2 separate regions of the Mus musculus genome follow, and region 1 is linked to region 2. Evidence: chromatin loops called from intact Hi-C (ENCODE). Cell type or tissue: heart. All regions are shown on one strand.

What was found. Peaks named below come from ENCODE experiments on the same cell type or tissue, not always from the same donor. Only the 100,000 strongest peaks of a DNase experiment are listed, where the experiment ranks them.
Region 1: a loop joins it to region 2, with 2.6 times the contacts of the local background. A loop is called at or near these places in 3 of 42 quality-filtered maps.

The regions. Positions count from the first base shown.
Region 1 is chr10:117,625,659-117,633,658 of GRCm38, reverse strand. It overlaps Cpm (carboxypeptidase M), which reads right to left and starts at 4,159. Exons shown (of 9, transcript NM_027468.1): 1 at 4,132-4,159; 2 at 3,776-3,938. The coding sequence starts at 3,935. In heart, no CTCF peak of the experiment used is centred here; a DNase peak (open chromatin) is centred at 4,218; H3K4me3 peaks cover 1,965 bases; H3K27ac peaks cover 918 bases; H3K27me3 peaks cover 5,066 bases.
Region 2 is chr10:117,451,965-117,459,964 of GRCm38, reverse strand. It overlaps Gm51783 (a long non-coding RNA gene), which reads right to left and starts at 3,451. Exons shown (of 3, transcript XR_003948948.1): 1 at 2,788-3,451; 2 at 1,903-2,073. In heart, a CTCF peak has its summit at 4,303 (motif pointing left); DNase peaks (open chromatin) are centred at 4,264 and 7,594; H3K27ac peaks cover 744 bases; H3K27me3 peaks cover 1,239 bases.

The DNA of each region.
Region 1 (8,000 bases), 170 kb before region 2:
ACAGCAAGGGCTACCCAGGACAGACAGTGAGACCCTGTCTCAAAATAACAAACAAAACAAGCAAGGGGCTGTAAAGATGGCTCAGCGGTTAAGAGTGCCAACTGCTCTTCCGAAGGGCGAAGGATGTGAATTCAAATCCCAGCAACCACATGATGGCTCACAACCACCTGTAATGAGATCTGATGCCCTCTTCTGGGGTGTCTGAAGACAGCTACAGTGAGCAAGCAGGGCCGGAGCAAGAAAAACTGTCTGAAGACAGTTACAGTATACTTATGTATAATAAAGAAATAACTCATTAAAAAAAAAACGAATGGAAAATAAACAAAACAAAACAACAAACTCCAGAGCCAAAACCCTATTTCAGGAAACCAAAACCAAACCAAAACAAAACACCCTCCTACAAAAAGAAAAAAAAAAAACAACCCACCAAGCAATAGTCCTAAACTGGTTTAGTGAGATGCAGATGGCCAAGCCTGAGAAATTAGTAATAAATACATTTGTATCTGAAGGAGGATACCTGATAGCAAGGGACAGATGAGATATGTCTGTTTGCTCAACAAATTATGCAATTCATGAACACACACACACACATACACACACATACACACACATATACACATACACACACACATACACACACACACATATACACGCATACACGTACACACACATACACACACATACACACACATACACACACACATACATACACACACACATACACACACATACATACACACACACACACACACACACACACACACACACACACACACACACATACACACACACCACTGACAGTGAATATTGTGCCCTGGTCCACTTGGTACTGCTTTTCTCGTTTTTCACCTAAGATTTTTCTACACCATGTCAACAAGTTTTAAGGATGCCTTCAAAACCTAGAGTCAAATATGGCTCATCTACTATGTCTAAATCTAGGTTAAAAGTAAATTTGTGCTCAAATGTGTAGGTTTCAATTTTTTTTTTAAGTAAAAGTTCAGGGCTGGAAAGACAGCTCACTGGTTAAGAGCACTGGCTGCTTCTCTAGAGGACCCACATCAAGTTCCCAGCACCCACGCGGAAGCTGCTATTGTTGGAACCTCAGTTCCAGGGAGATATGATGCCCTCTTTGGATTCTGTAGACAAAGCATGCATGTACACTAATGCATGTATGTAAGATATGTATCGATGGATTTATATCATCATTTATAACAGAATCAGAAAGTATTCCAACGTCCCAACATGGGGAATGACTAACAAAACACACATAATCAGAGTCTAAAACCAAGAGAATTCATCAGCTGTCTGAAATCATATTTCCTAAAAATAAATATTAAAGTAGTGTGCAGTGGGGAAGGAAGTAAAATTCATAACTGCAGTAATGGAAACATGACAGAGACTCACAAAACCCAAGGTGCACTGGTGCGCTTGCCCAATTAGCCATTATTTCCTCGTCCGGGTGAGGCTGCCCATATTAATAGCGGTAAAAAGTAAATAAAGACAACCAGGGTAAACCCCATGTGCTAAGTACACATACCTCACACCGGAGGGCAAATGTCCGGGAAAGAGCGCCATCAAGAATCACCACACCTCAGTGATCACACTAAAATTCAGGGACACCTTGGCAACCGGGTGTCAATCATAGGTGTACAGTTTGACCTACCCTGGAACCTAACGGTAGATTTGGGATTTTTTTCCCCCCTAATCCAAGTAATTACTTAGAGATGCATACACAGCACAAGTATCTGGCTGCTGGTGCCAGCTTTATTTCTTACACCACAGTCCCTTCATCCTTTAACCACTGAAGCGCATACAAGGTTAAAGATAAAGATCAAGTAAGTCTACTGGCTTCCATTCACTCTTCCCGAGGTTTGAGTTCAGGTGAGCAGGCGGCTCGCAGGCGGACAGTCTCATACATCTGTCCTAAGAACCTTGTGTTTGAAAACACAAAAGCACACGAGTCCTGTGGTACTTGGACTAACAGCATCCCATCACCTTGGTAGTTACAAAATGATTGAACAATAACAGCAAGTTAGTTGCGATGTACATTTCTTTTATATTAATTAGTATTCTTAGACCTTCTTTTTCTGTTTGTTTCTTTCGAGACAGGGTTTCTCTGTATAGCCCTGGCTGTCCTGGAACTCACTCTGTAGATCAGGCTGGCCTCGAACTCAGAAATCCCAAGTGTTGGGATTAAAGGCAGGCACCACCACTGCCTGGCTTCTTAGATCCTTTAAATTTGCTCTACTCTAGCCCTTGGATAAATTATTTTAAGAGACTCAATCTAGATGCTGATTCAAGATATAACTTTCCATATAACTAACCTCCATACTTGGGGTTTGTGGTGATCAGAGGATTTCAGATTATTTCCTTTTTTTTTTAAGATTTATTCATTAAATGTATATGAGTACACCATTGCTCTCTTCAGACACACCAGAAGAGGGCGTTGGATCCCATTACAGATGGTTATGAGCCACCATGTGGTTGCTGGGATTTGAACTCAGGACCTTCAGAAGAGCAATCAGTGCTCTTAACCGCTGAGCCATCTCTCCAGCCCTTAGATGATTTCTGACACCAACTCTGGCAATGCTGCTTCAAAATAAAGCTTCTATTACACAGTCAAAGCTGTTTTTATTGCATTTTTAATATTTCTCTGTAATACAAGAACTGAACCATGACATTAACAGTTATGAGAAGTGACTGGTTGCTTAGTAATGTGGTTATGAGACTTCCAGTCGAGTCAAGAGATCAGTGCTAAACTGCAGGTCAGAACTTTTGAACACAACTTCCACAGCTGAGCCAAACTGCATGAACTTCAGGGCTCTTTCATTCCAGGCATTAAGTTTTCTGGTAACCACTTTTGTGAGAATCAGCGTAGTAACAAAAGATTAGGAGATGATGCTAGCTGCTAAATTTATTTGCCCCACCCAAAATGATCAGGTGCAGGTCCTGGCTAAAACTTCACCCTCTATGGCTAGCAGGTTAGGTTAACGATACAATGCGGAACACAAATGAGGTCTTGAGTTTTATCTCCAGGAGCTAGCTAGCTAGATGGATGGATGGATAGAATCGCCATCTAGGTAACTCGACCAAAATTCTTAACTTCTTGGATCCCCATCTACTCTCTCCACTAAGAATATATAGTTTCAAAAGTAAAGCAGACTAAGTGATACATTTGCAAATGCTAAGGAGATCATTCGTTGTGACTTACTACCAAGCAGGTGTATCCTTCAAAAACAGCCTTTAGACATAGACCTACATTTTCTCATAACTTTAAGCTATCGGGTTAATCACATATGTGTAGAACTCGACAAAAGTATGGCACTGTCTAGTTTTAAAATGACCTGAGGAATCCGTAGTTAACAGTCACAATCAGTATGCAAGGAAGCCAACAAAAAGGGAAACTGAGGAAGATGTTTACCCTGAAAAGGAACGAAGATACACCTCTCAGATAATTACTTCCCGATCCCCAACGGCAATAAAACAGAGGACTAAGCGACAATGACTCTCTGTAGAGAAACGACAATATATATATACAGTTCCTCTTACCGCTCTCCTGATGTAACAAAATTGAAAAAACAAAACAAAAATAAAAACAAAAAATCAACCAACAAACAACAACAAACAAAAGCAGGAAACCCCTGACTGGGCAAGGTGTGCTTTACCTGCGTGGAGCGCGTTTGGAGAGCCTCACCAACAGGGGACCAGACGCTGTCGTTCAACTTACTTTTGAACGCGGGTTGAGGGTTAGGGATGTGCGCAGGAAGCCACCTACCTCTCACAGATTTCCCGATGCTGTGCAAGTGCGTGATCGAACTGTAGTTCTGAGCCACGCTCTTTAGGAACGCCTCCATCCCTTCCTGGTGGTGATATCGGAAATCCAGGGCGGCCACCACGGGCAGCAGAAGCCCCAGCCACAGGCGCGCGCGGTCCATGTCCTAGAGATGGAGGAGAAGTGAGCAGCTGGGTCCGCCACGGAGAAGCGCGGGCATCGCCAGCCCCGAGTCCTCTCCGCCCTCGGGGGCACCTGAGCTCTACGCTCCCTCCTCCGAGGAGCCAGGTGAAGGTGTTCCCACCGGAGCCCCGCAGCCCGCCCGAGTCCCCGCAGCAGCACCCTTCCGCAAACCTCACCAGTACCAGGCGCGCGTCTCCGCCCGCCGGCGAGCGCTGGGCGCTCGGGGGAGTTATAGTCCGGACAGAGGGGCGGGCCCCGGGCGACACGCCCACCAACACGCCCGCTCCGCGCCGCTCCCGCCCCGTGGGGCGGGATCTCCGCCCTAGCTCCCAGGACAACGTGCCCTGCAGGGTATTGAGGACAGCGAGCGAGCCTGGTGGGCGGTGGGGCATGACCTGTCGGAGCCCGTGTTGGACGTGGGGCCTGCCCTCCGCCACCGCGGTCCCGGGAACGCTGCGCAGATGGTGCCCACGGTGGGCGGTGGGCGGGCCACCTGGAGTCCAAGCTGGGCCAGGCTTTCAGCCCTGTGCTGCAACTGAGAAAGCCAGGGAGCTTTCAAGAGAGAACATGTGTGTGAGCCTTACGTGTGCCGAGTGTGCGGTACAGGACCATGTCCAACAAAAGTGTCTAGTAGATAGCATTTGACTGAATCAGAGTTGAGTTTGTGACCAACTCGCAGGACAAAAGCAGAGCTGCTGTCGTCGCTGCTCCGTGGTCCTCAGGCCAGTTCCGGTGCTTCTGCCTAAAATTCTGCTTTCTGGGTGGAGGGGGTGACCTGTGTTTGCATTAAAGAGAACACAGATCGTGACTGGTGAGAAGTGGGTTCGTGACAAGGGGCCATCATGTTCTAAAGGGCACCACACGCACAGTCTCTCTGTCCCATGGATTTACATACACTGTTAAAGAAACACCGGCTCCTGCAAGGGTCTGGGGCAAACAAACTCGGAAAACTACCGATTTGTTATAACACATCTTGAACAGATTCTTTTTAAATAGTGACGGCAGGGACCATCCCAAATTGAGGGGATGGAATTTTCTTCCCAGTGTACAGAAGGAGAGGGTTTTTCTTAAAAGGGTCCTTGAGGGTAGGAGAGATCACTGAGAGGATTAAGATTCTTGGGCTGCGAATCTGGCTCCCGGAATTGCAGTCTCAGAAGCCATCTAAAGGTAGAAGGAGAGACCGACTCCACTGAGTTGTTCTCTGACGGCAACAGGCACAACGTGATCCTTGCTGCACCGCGCCCCCCCCCCCGCCCGCCCCTTACATACGACTAATAAAAGAATTAATGTTTTAAAGCAGAGGTTCTCAGCCTGTGGGTGGAGACCCCCTGAGGACATAGGGACTTTCACAGGGATTTCCTGAATAACAGATATTTACTTTGCGTTTCATAAGAGTAACAAAATTACAATGAAGTCACAACGAAATGGTTTTATGGTTAGGCGGGGGGTCAGCACAAAATAGGGAAATGTATTAAAGGGTTGCAGCATTAGGAAGGTTGAGAGCCACTGTTTTAGAGGTTTAAGTGGGGAGGGACACAGTGGAGAACCTGGGGTGAAGGACTGCCTGCCCTCTCTTACAAATACAGATGGTGTAAGGTTATGAGGTCTGAGGGATCTTCAAGGTCTCCTGTGATTTCAGGCAGTAAGTCCTTCCTCTGACCCCAGGACTATGTGAATTCACTGTGCTAGGCGTACTAAGAACTATGTAAAATGGCAGTCAATCTAACGCCTTGAATAAGGTTGGTAGGCACATCGTTAGAGCCATGACGTGTTTATTAAATACACCCAGCTTAATGAATACGTCTTTAAGGAGAATTTTCTGACGATTGGGAAACCTTAACACAGCGCTTACATTTTCGGACATAGCTGTTGCTGTGCTAAATGTACTGCCACCATGGGCTTGGGAGAGCTTCTCCTTTCACTGATCATGGGTTGAAAGAGCTGAAAGGAAAGGAGAGGGGTGTGGCTTGGGGGGCAGCCACGGAGTTTATGCAGTTATTATGTGGGACAGGAAGGAGATGAGCGAAATGAAGAATTGTCTCACTAGAGATCACAGACTGCTGCAGAAGTAAACGGAAGGGGTGTCACTTCCTGGAGCACAGCAGCACATCTTAACCTGTTGGCCATGAACAACCCTTTCGCAGGGGTCTCCTATCAGATTACATTTCACAATGGTAGCAAAATTACAGTTAGGAGGTAGCAACGAAATAGTTTTATGGGTGGGAGTCACCACAATGTGAGGAACTGTATCAAGGGGTCACAGCATTGAGAAGGTTGAGGGCCACTAGTGTAGTGAGTGGCTCTGTGGCTGGAGACTGGGAGATGGTGGCTTTGTCAGTGCTGAGATGGATTGCCCACTGTATTCGGTATTCCGAGAAAACGAAGGGGTGAGAAAAAGTTGCACTTGCTGCCCTGGAGGTTGACATGTGGCAAGAAGGACTGAGTAGGGAATCAGAGGGCTGGGGTCCTGAAGGTTTAGCACTAGTGACCTTAAGTGTGATCTAAGGACAGTGATGTCACCTGGAGCATGCAAAAATTCTGGTTCTCTCATCCCATTGCAAGCCTTAATAGAGTTCCAGAGATCCGTCCTACATTCGGGTGTGAGATGCACTGCTGGGGAGGAAAAGAGGAAAAGAGGAAGAGAGGAGGAGAGGAAGAGAGGAAGAGAGGAAGAGAGGAATAGAGGAAGAGAGGAAGAAAGAGGAAGAGAGAGGAAGAGAGAGGGAGAGAGGAAGAGAGAAGAAGAGAGAGGAAGAGAGAAGAGAGGAAGAGAGGAAGAGAGAGAAGGATGCAGAATAATAAACAAGCTGGATAGAGGGGAAAACTCAGATTTATGGTTTCAGAGGCAACTTTTCTCCCCCCCCCATCTATCTATCTATCTATCTATCTATCTATCTATCTATCTATCTATCTATCTATCTATCTATCTATTCACTTTACATCCCAATTGTAGCCCCCTCCCTCCTCTCTTCACAGTCCCACCCTTACAAATCCCTTAACCTATTCTCTTCCCTTCCCTTCCCTTCCCCTCCCCTCCCCTCCCCTCCCCTTCCTTCCCTTCCCCTTCCCTTCCCTTCCCCTCCCCTCCCCTCCCCTTCCCTTCCCTTCCCTTCCCTTCCCTCCCCTTCTCTTCTCTTCTTTTCTGAGGAGGGGAAGCCCCCCTCCCCCACACCTTCAGTACCACCCTTCTCTGAGACATCCAGTAGTAGCAGGACTTAGCACATCCTTTCCCACTGAGGCCTAACCAGGTAGTCCAGTTAGGGGAAGGGGATCCAGTAGCAGGCAACAGAGCGATAGACAGCTCCCCCACCCCTGCTCCAATTGTTAGGGGACCCACATGAAGACCAATCAAGGCAACTTTTCTTATGATGAAACGATTAAAGTACCGGAAGTCTAATGGTTGACAACTTGGCATATGGATTCTGTATGAGTAAATCTGGTATAAAGTTTACAAGAAAAAAAAAAGACAAGTAAGGCGATACGGTTTGCTTATGAATGTCCGCAGAGGCTCCTGTGTTGAAGGCTTCTGTGTGTAGCAGTATTTAGAGATGGGGCTTTGGAACGCTGCTGGGATCATGATGACTGACCTCAGTAATGGACCGACCCATTGTTTGTGAATAATTTGTGGCACTATTTGGAAATGATGATAACCTGGTAGAGGAGGAGGAAGTAGGTCACTGGGCAAATGACTTTCGAGGATGTATCTTGTTTCTAGCCTTTCTGCTCACTCTCCACCTCCTGCCTCTAAAGAGGTGAGTGGCTTTGTTCTGTTCTGTTCCCATGGTGATCGGCCTCACCACAGAGTCTATGAACTGAAACCTTTGAACCTTTGAACCCAAATAAATCTTTCTACCTATAAGTTGTTTTTCTCAGATGTTTTCTCATAGCAACAAAGGCTCGTTGACATACCAGAAGACAGAACTAACAGCTCTTACAAAATCAAGAGTGGGCAACTAGACTTTAATAGGCAAGTCCTAAAGCAGCAATGCAAACAGCCAGTAAACAGAGTGAATGTTACCAATGAGGCTAGCAAAGAGTTACATAT
Region 2 (8,000 bases):
CGACATATGATGCCCTGATTCGGCTGTGTCCCAGCAACCAGACAGACTCAAGAAAAGCCTCGCCCATACCAAGTAGTCACCTTAAACTTAGGATCTCTGGACCGGTGGAATAAATAGCTGAGCAGGTTAAAGCTCTTGTTACCAAGGCCCATACTTGAGAATAGCCCCCCACCCCTGGTTCTACCTGGTAGAAGAAGAGAATCAACTCCTGTCCTGTGACCTTCACATGTGTGTACATACATGCCCAAGCACACACAAGACACAACACAAATATACACAAATAGATAGATAGATGATAGATAGATAGATAGATAGATAGACAGACAGACAGGTAGGTAGGTAGGTAGGTAGGTATATAGATAGATGGATAGACAGATGATGGATGAATAGCTGGATAGATAGATGATGGATGGATAGATGGATAGATAGATAGATGATGGATGGATAGATGGATAGGTAGGTAGATAGATGATGGATGGATAGATAGATAGATAGATGATGGATGGATAGATGGATAGGTAGGTAGGTAGATAGATAGTTGATGGATAGATGGATAGGTAGGTAGGTAGATAGGTAGATAGATAAGTATAATTGATTTAGAATATCAACGTTCAAGAAGCCTTCAGCCCACAAAGCAAGCTTATCCCATATTCCTATCCTATCCACTCCCCCACATCCAGCCAGAGATGACTATTTCCTATGCTCTCTGTCTGCCAACCTTCAGCACGACATCCTCCCTCCTGGTCTCAGCCATGTCCCACTAAGAATACCAAGACTCCACTGTTAGCATTCTGTCTAAATTCCACCCCACAGTTACCTGGCAACAGCCAGGTATGCTCCTCCCCACAGTTACCTGGCAACAGCCAGGTAGGCCTGACCCACTATGAAAGGGGCAACAGATCTCTTGTGACAGAGTCATAGATGGCTGTGAGCCACCATGTGGAAGCTGGACATTGAAGCTGGGTTCTCTCTAAGAGCAACAAGTGTTCGGAAGAGCTGAGCCACCTCTCTAGCCTCCTGGGTGGTTTTTATGGCGTAAAGGGAACCCTAAGGGAAGATATTAAGGGGAGCTTTGTGTGTAACACTAAGCCTTTGCCTGTGAGCTCGGCATGTGACCGCTGCCCCCAATTTACTGTTCATCTTTTATCTTCTCATGCCCAACTACAATGTGGTTTATTACACAGATTCTCATTGAATAAGCAAACTCCCGAAGGTGGGCTGGTGAGATAAGGAGAGATCCTCAGGAGAGCGTTGTGTGTAATAACAACATTTAACCTTGCCTGTGGGCACAGCATGGAATTCTTCTCCCTGGCTTATTGTTCATCTTTTGTCCTTTTGTGTCCAGATACAACATGTTTATTGTACAAACTCTCAGAAGCAGAGTGAACTCTGTGTGTTCCAAGGTTGACTTAAACCACTGAACTAACAGAGGGCCAATCACAGGGTACTGTTGTGAACATCGTACACAAAGGTACTGGGACCTTTAACTCACCTATGAGTTATCTTGAAGTTGCCCAAATATACACCAGGGGTTTAAAGCATGGAGAGGGACAGCGAAGAAAGAAACTGGGCCTGCGCACTGGTGGCTAACTCAGGAGGCAGAGACAGACAAGTCTCTGAGTTCGAGGCCAGCCTGGTCTACAGAACAAGTTCCAGAACCACCGGGGCTACACAGAGAAACCCTATCCTGGAAGAGAAAAAAAAAAGGAAGGAAAGAAGGAAGGAGAGGGAAGGGGAGAGGGGAAGGAGAAGGGGAGGGGAGGGGAAGAGGAAGAGAAGAGAGGGGACAGGAGGGGAGGGGAGGGGAGAGGAGGGGAGGGGAGGGGAGGGGAGGGGAGGGGAGGGGAGGGGAGGGGACAGGACAGCAGACTGGGGAAAGAAAAGCAGCCTGTGGTCTCTTACCTGGGGAGAATGGTGTAGAGTCCATCTGAGTCGTAACCTGATTAGTCAGACACCAATTGAGTATTTCTGTTTTTCCTTGTTAGGCATTGTTCTTCTCTTCGATAGTTCCCAAACCACACAGGAGAAGAAAACAGTGTAAAACCCAGCTTAAAAAAGACAATCAAGGTTCTCCTGTGGAGAAGGGCAGGGAACAAGAGCCTATAAATTAAGTATGTGGATTTAAAAAAGGAATCAGTCTGCATTTTAAGGGACTTTATTACATCGAGAATATTCTAAGGCCTGGGCATAGACCGACAGGGAGATGAAGCAGTCAAGGTAAGTCTCTCCCCATGTGGCCAATCCTTCACAACTTCACAAAATATCCTGTGGCAGAACAAATCTAATTTGTTTTTGGCATCAGGCTGCATTTCCATAAACTCCTCCTTGGCATTGGCTCTGGTGTCCCAGGAAATTAAAATTTAGAGCCAAACTCCCCTTACACATAATAATAACCTCGTTATGGAGGTGCTCGCAAACGGATCACGAGCGGGAAGCAGCTCTCTCCCGTGATTAGTTTAATTAGCGCCTTCCTCGGTCTCATCAGGAATGTTGAGGTTCAGCTGGGCAGGGAGTCCGGCAAAGTGGCTGAGCTGCCTCCGGGACACGCGGAGGGCGGGGTGGGGTGGGATAGGGGCTTCTGAGAAGGCTCTGAATTCCGGAACCCCAGTGGCCTCAAAGATAGACCAGTTCCTGGTCCAGAGGAGACACACAGGCTCCCTGGACAGTACAGGTTCAGACACCTGGCATTTACTTGGCAGATCCCTGTTAGGAGTGCTCCCACCTTTCATGCCTCCTCCCTTCCCCCCCAGATTTCAGCTACAGTAGAATCTAGGCATCTTCACTCACCTAGTCTTTGTGTCAACTCAGGGTGAGAATTACTGAGAGTGCTGAAATTCTAGACCGTGCCGGAACCTCCCACACAAGACCACATTTTCTTTCCACAATCTACAGCCACTTCCAGTTCACAGGCCAGGGTGGGAACTTTAATAAACAGTAGAATTTGCCAGAGTGGCAGGGGCGGAAAAGGAGGTAGAACAGGGGAGCCCAGGACAATGCGTTGTCTCCAGGCCATGGGGACACAGAAGGTCACCTGAGATGGCACATTGTAGGTCAGAGAGAACAGGGTAAGAGCAAGTCCTGACGTAGGAACGAACGGTAACAGCTTAGGGGATCTTGTATCAGGTATAGGCCTTCGCAGGGTGGGGTTGGAAAGTGTAAAGGTTGTCAGAGAGAAAACAGAGTCACTTAGGTCAAGCTGGAAAGCCCTGGAGTAGCGACTGTCACCAAGTCCTGGATAAAAAGGACTGCCCTCCAAAGACTGACAGAATCACAGCCTCGAACAAGGGCATCTACAACCTTACACACTACACCACGATTGTGCAAGGACATTTGATCCGCCGTCTTCTGTTTAAATTTGGACTGACCTCTGACCTTTGAACGCCCTTGTCCACTAGTCTGCCTGGCCAAAGGATTGTTGCAACAAAAGAGGTTGTGTGATCTTTCTCATTTTTGCCTTTAGAAGCCTTCCTTTCTGTAACTCCAGCAACGAATACACTAAAAGCTGGCCCTGCCTCACGACCCTCTGGGGTGGCCACACTCAGAGTTTACCATGGCACACATCTTCTTGCAATGCCACTATTCCTGTTGGCCTTTGGAGAAGCTTTGTGTTGGCGACTTGGCTTAGCAAAGGCCTCTCCCCCAGATTCTGAGCAGCAGGTGTGCAAGCAAGATGGTCCCGAAACTTCCAGCTCCTTATTCCCCCTGGTGAGAAAGTGTTTCTCCTCCAGGTTTCAAGCCGTTCCTGGGCACAGAAACAGGAGCGCTTCAAACAGGGTAATTGCAACTATGTCTCCATTTACCCAACCCTTGTGCTTGTGCTAAAGGACAGGTGTCCGTGCAGCACGAGGCCATTGAATGTTTGACCTCCAACTTCAAACAACATTCCCTTCCTTTTGCTTTATCTCAGATGTAGATTTACACTGTTTAATAATTTACTACAGGAGAAGTCCTTGAAACAAATCTCGGGAGATAAGCTGCTGCAGGGGAGTTGCCCAGACTTGTTGAGTTTGCCAGTATTCTTGTTTAATCATCTCTAGCCACTTGTTATGATTTGGACCTTAAGTGTCCCCTAAGAGTCCGTTTGCTAAAGGTTTGCTCGCTCACCTGTGGTGTTCTTGGGAGATGATGGAATGTTTTAAAAAATGTCAAGGTTAATACTGATCATTAAAAGGGCTGGAGAGATGGCTCATCAGTTAAGAGTACTTACTGTTCCTGCAGAGGCCCCAGGTTGGGGTCAGAGCATCCATAAGATGGCTCAGTCCTAATTCCAGTTACATTGGTTTCTGGCGCCCTCTTCTGGATTCTAGAGGCACTACATGCATGTGGTGCAGCTATAACAGGCAAAACCCACTCATACATAAAATTAAAATAAATAAATAAAAATCTAAAAAAAAAACAAAAACACCCTCTTCGATCATCAGATTGGCAGGAACTAGAATCACCTAAAAAACAAACCTATAGCATGTTTGTGAGGGATTTCTAAGTTGGGCTGAGGTGAGAAGACCCGTCCTAATGTAGGCTATGGGCTGGGACCCTTGACTAAACGAAAAGGATTAAGTCACGTGACAGCATTCAAGGCCCTCTACTTCCTGCCTGTGGATGAAATGTGACCGGAAGCCTCTTGCGTCTGCACTGGACCTTCCAACTATGATGGACTCTGAACCCAAACTGAGAGCCAAAGTTAACCCTTTGGAGGACCGTAGTGTCTACAGCTGCTGTTCTCAACCTGTAGCTCGCAACCCACCTGGGTCAAACGACCCTTTCAGAGGATCGCCTTAGACCATCTGCATATCAGATATTTACAACATGATTCATAACAGTAGCAAATTTACAGTTATGAAGTAGCAATGAAAATACTTTTATGGTTGGGGGTCACCCTAGCATGAGGAGCTGTCTCAAAGAGTGGAAGTGTTAGGAAGGTTGAGAACGGTTAGGAAGGGGGATAAAGGAACACAGGACATTGGGGTGTGCCCTTGAAGAGGCCCTGGAGGCACACATTTTTTTTCCAGCCTACTTTTAAAAAGGTTCACCCTCTCCTCTAGTCCACCACCCAGCAGAGGTAGTGAAAGAGAAAAGTTATTGAATATGTGCATCTCAGGTAATGTGCCACATCACTGGAACCCTAACTCAGCCCTGCAGAATTTTCTCTTCCATGCCTTCATTCTCAGCTTCCGAGGTGATGAGACTGGCAGAAACCCTTGGTCATTGGCAAAATCCTGAGCCTTCTTTCCTTCCTAAGACAAGCTGGTCAATCTCATCCACCCTCAATGTTCTTTTTCTTTGTTTTAAGATTTATTTATTCATTTTATGTATATGAGTACACTGTAGATGTACAGATGGTTGTGAGCCTTCATGTAGTTGTTGGGAATTGAGGTTTTAGGACCTCTGCTTGCTCCGGTCAACCCTGGCCCAAAGATTTATTTATTATTATACACAAGTACACTGTAGCTGTCTTCAGATGCACCAGAAGAGGGCATCAGATCTCAGTACGGGTGGTTGTGAGCCACCATGTGGTTGCTGGGATTTGAACTCAGGACCTCTGGAAGAGCAGTCATTGCTTTTACCTGCTGAGCCATCTCTCCAGCCCCACCCTCGATGTTCTACTGAAGTTTTTGCCATCTATTTCTTCTACAGAGGCTATGGGTGTGGCTTTTAACAGCCCCACAGTACAGGCCAAGCAACACCAAATTAAAATGAAGGCTGCTTTCGGTAAAGGACAGGGTCTCACTGTAACACCCTGGGTGACAGGGAACTCACTATGTAGACCAGGCCAGCCTAGATCTTGAAGAGTGTGTCTCCATCATTGAGAGATACTAACTTCTCTTAGAGCTCAATGATGTGGTAAGAAGAAGAATTCTCTCGGGAAACATTTTCTTACTAAAGAAAACAGTGAGAATTGTCTCATCTGAACGCAGAAAGTGAGACATCTCATTGTGAGTGGATATCCTCTGCTAACCCCATCCCCCTGAGGGAGGCAGGACAGCAGTTGGAGGTCGTCGGGCAACAGGACATGAAGTGCCTGGGTGATATTTTTCACACAAGCTGTGAACATGGTAGGCTTGCCAGCATATTGCCAGTAGCAAGTGTCCCTAAGAACCTCCCAAACCAAGGCTGCTGACAGGTCTGGCATCTTATTGGAAGTGGATTTTGTGACTGGCAACATCTGACAGTTGCCAGGTGGTTTGGAACACTGGTATAGTTTCCTGTTGTTCAACTCTAAGATCTCATGGATAGATAGATAGATAGATAGATAGATAGATAGATAGATAGACGGATAGATAGATAGATCTTGAAAACAGAAAGGTAACTCCTATTTCTCCATCAGTAGTGATCAATGTACTGCACAATTGGTTTGGTGCAGAGATTCTGGAGACCCAAGCCTGGGCTTCAGACAAACTCTCTGTCATTGAACGGACTTGTCATTGAAGGGACCTGTCAGTGCCAGCCCTGTACCATGTAAATTACAGTGACTATAAGATTTTTAAAAAATTCTTCTGTTTATAAAGTTTTAAACAAACAACCCCCCACCCTCCTCACTACAGAAAACCAAGAGCGGTTTTCGGAAACACACCAATGGATACAAGAAGAGGCATGCTTGTGTTCATGTTGGCATAGCCTCGGGCTTTGAGCAGGGGGGCCCACACAGCAGGCTGTACAGCTGTTGAAGGGTAGAAATGGGTCGCACAACCTCACCCTGCCATCGTTTTCTGAGCAGACGCTGTCCTCCACCCCACAGTTCGGGCATTCTGTCTTTAATGTGACATCTGCCCCGCTGTGCCACGCTCAGCTCTGCTCATCTTATGCTAAACATACTTCACCCTCTCCATAGGTGACATCACCCTCTCCATGGGTGACATCACTCTCTCCGTGGGTGACATCACCCTCTCCATAACCTGTGACACAGGTAAATTTTATTAGCAGAGAGCAGCTTACTGGTCCAAGGGGAGCATTTTGCTGAGCTGGAAATCTGTTTCAAATAGTCCGGCTTTAGGATATGCGTGCCTAGCTGCACTTAACATCGTTCCTGTTTTCAGTGGAGATCAAGGAAAGGGTCCCAGATAGATCAAACTGGAAATTAGGGCAGAAGCTGGGCAGATCTGGACTGGGGGTGTTTTGCTCCACTGCAGCCTCCCACTGATAACAGGGGAGAATCAGGTGCCCTCCTCCATCCCTGTACTGTGACCTTTCCCATAGCCCACCTGCCAAGTACACCTTACACTTGCTTGTTGTGTTTCTGAGTATTCTCTGGGCACCCTCTCCCACCTCAGGAAGATACAAGCAGCTAAGAGCAGGTTTCTTATCTGTTTGGCTCTCTGAGGTTCCCCAACCATTTAGAGCTGTGCCCCCGGCCCTTCATGTGCTCCTGGTATCTGTTCAATAAATAACACCTTACCACTTGGTAGGTTAGCGGGGATGAAGGTTTTCACATTTGTAACAGAAAGCACAGCGGGTGGGCCATTAGGAGGCTGAAGAAGACCCCACAGAGCATGGAAGGCCTGGAGGCTGTTATCAGTCGGAGTAGGAGGTGCTCTAAATCAACACCCTCCTGGCCCAGGGAGATTATCAAGTAAGTAAGACAATGGGACCAGACAGAAAGGCACCTGGAAATGAGCCAGCAGGAAGTGGGGAGAGAGTGGTTTCTGGTTTCGATTTTCTTTGTCTTCGTGGGTTTGGTGTTTCACTCTAATCCCTTTTGATCCCCTTGGTTAAATCCTATTATTTAGACACTTGATTCTAGTAGAATCTTTTTTTACCAATAAAAAAATCTCTGTGGTGTCTGTGTGTGTGTGTGTGTGTGTGTGTGTGTGTGTGTGTGTGTGTATGTGTGGGTGGGTGTGTGTAGGCCAGAGGTCCACATAGGCCTCTTCTCCACAATTCTTCTTTCTGAGACAAGGGCTCACCATGAGGCCCTGGCTGTCCTGGAACTCACTACATAGAATAGGCTGACTCCAAACTCACAGAGATCTGCCTGCCTCTGTCTATGTGCTAAGATTGAAGGT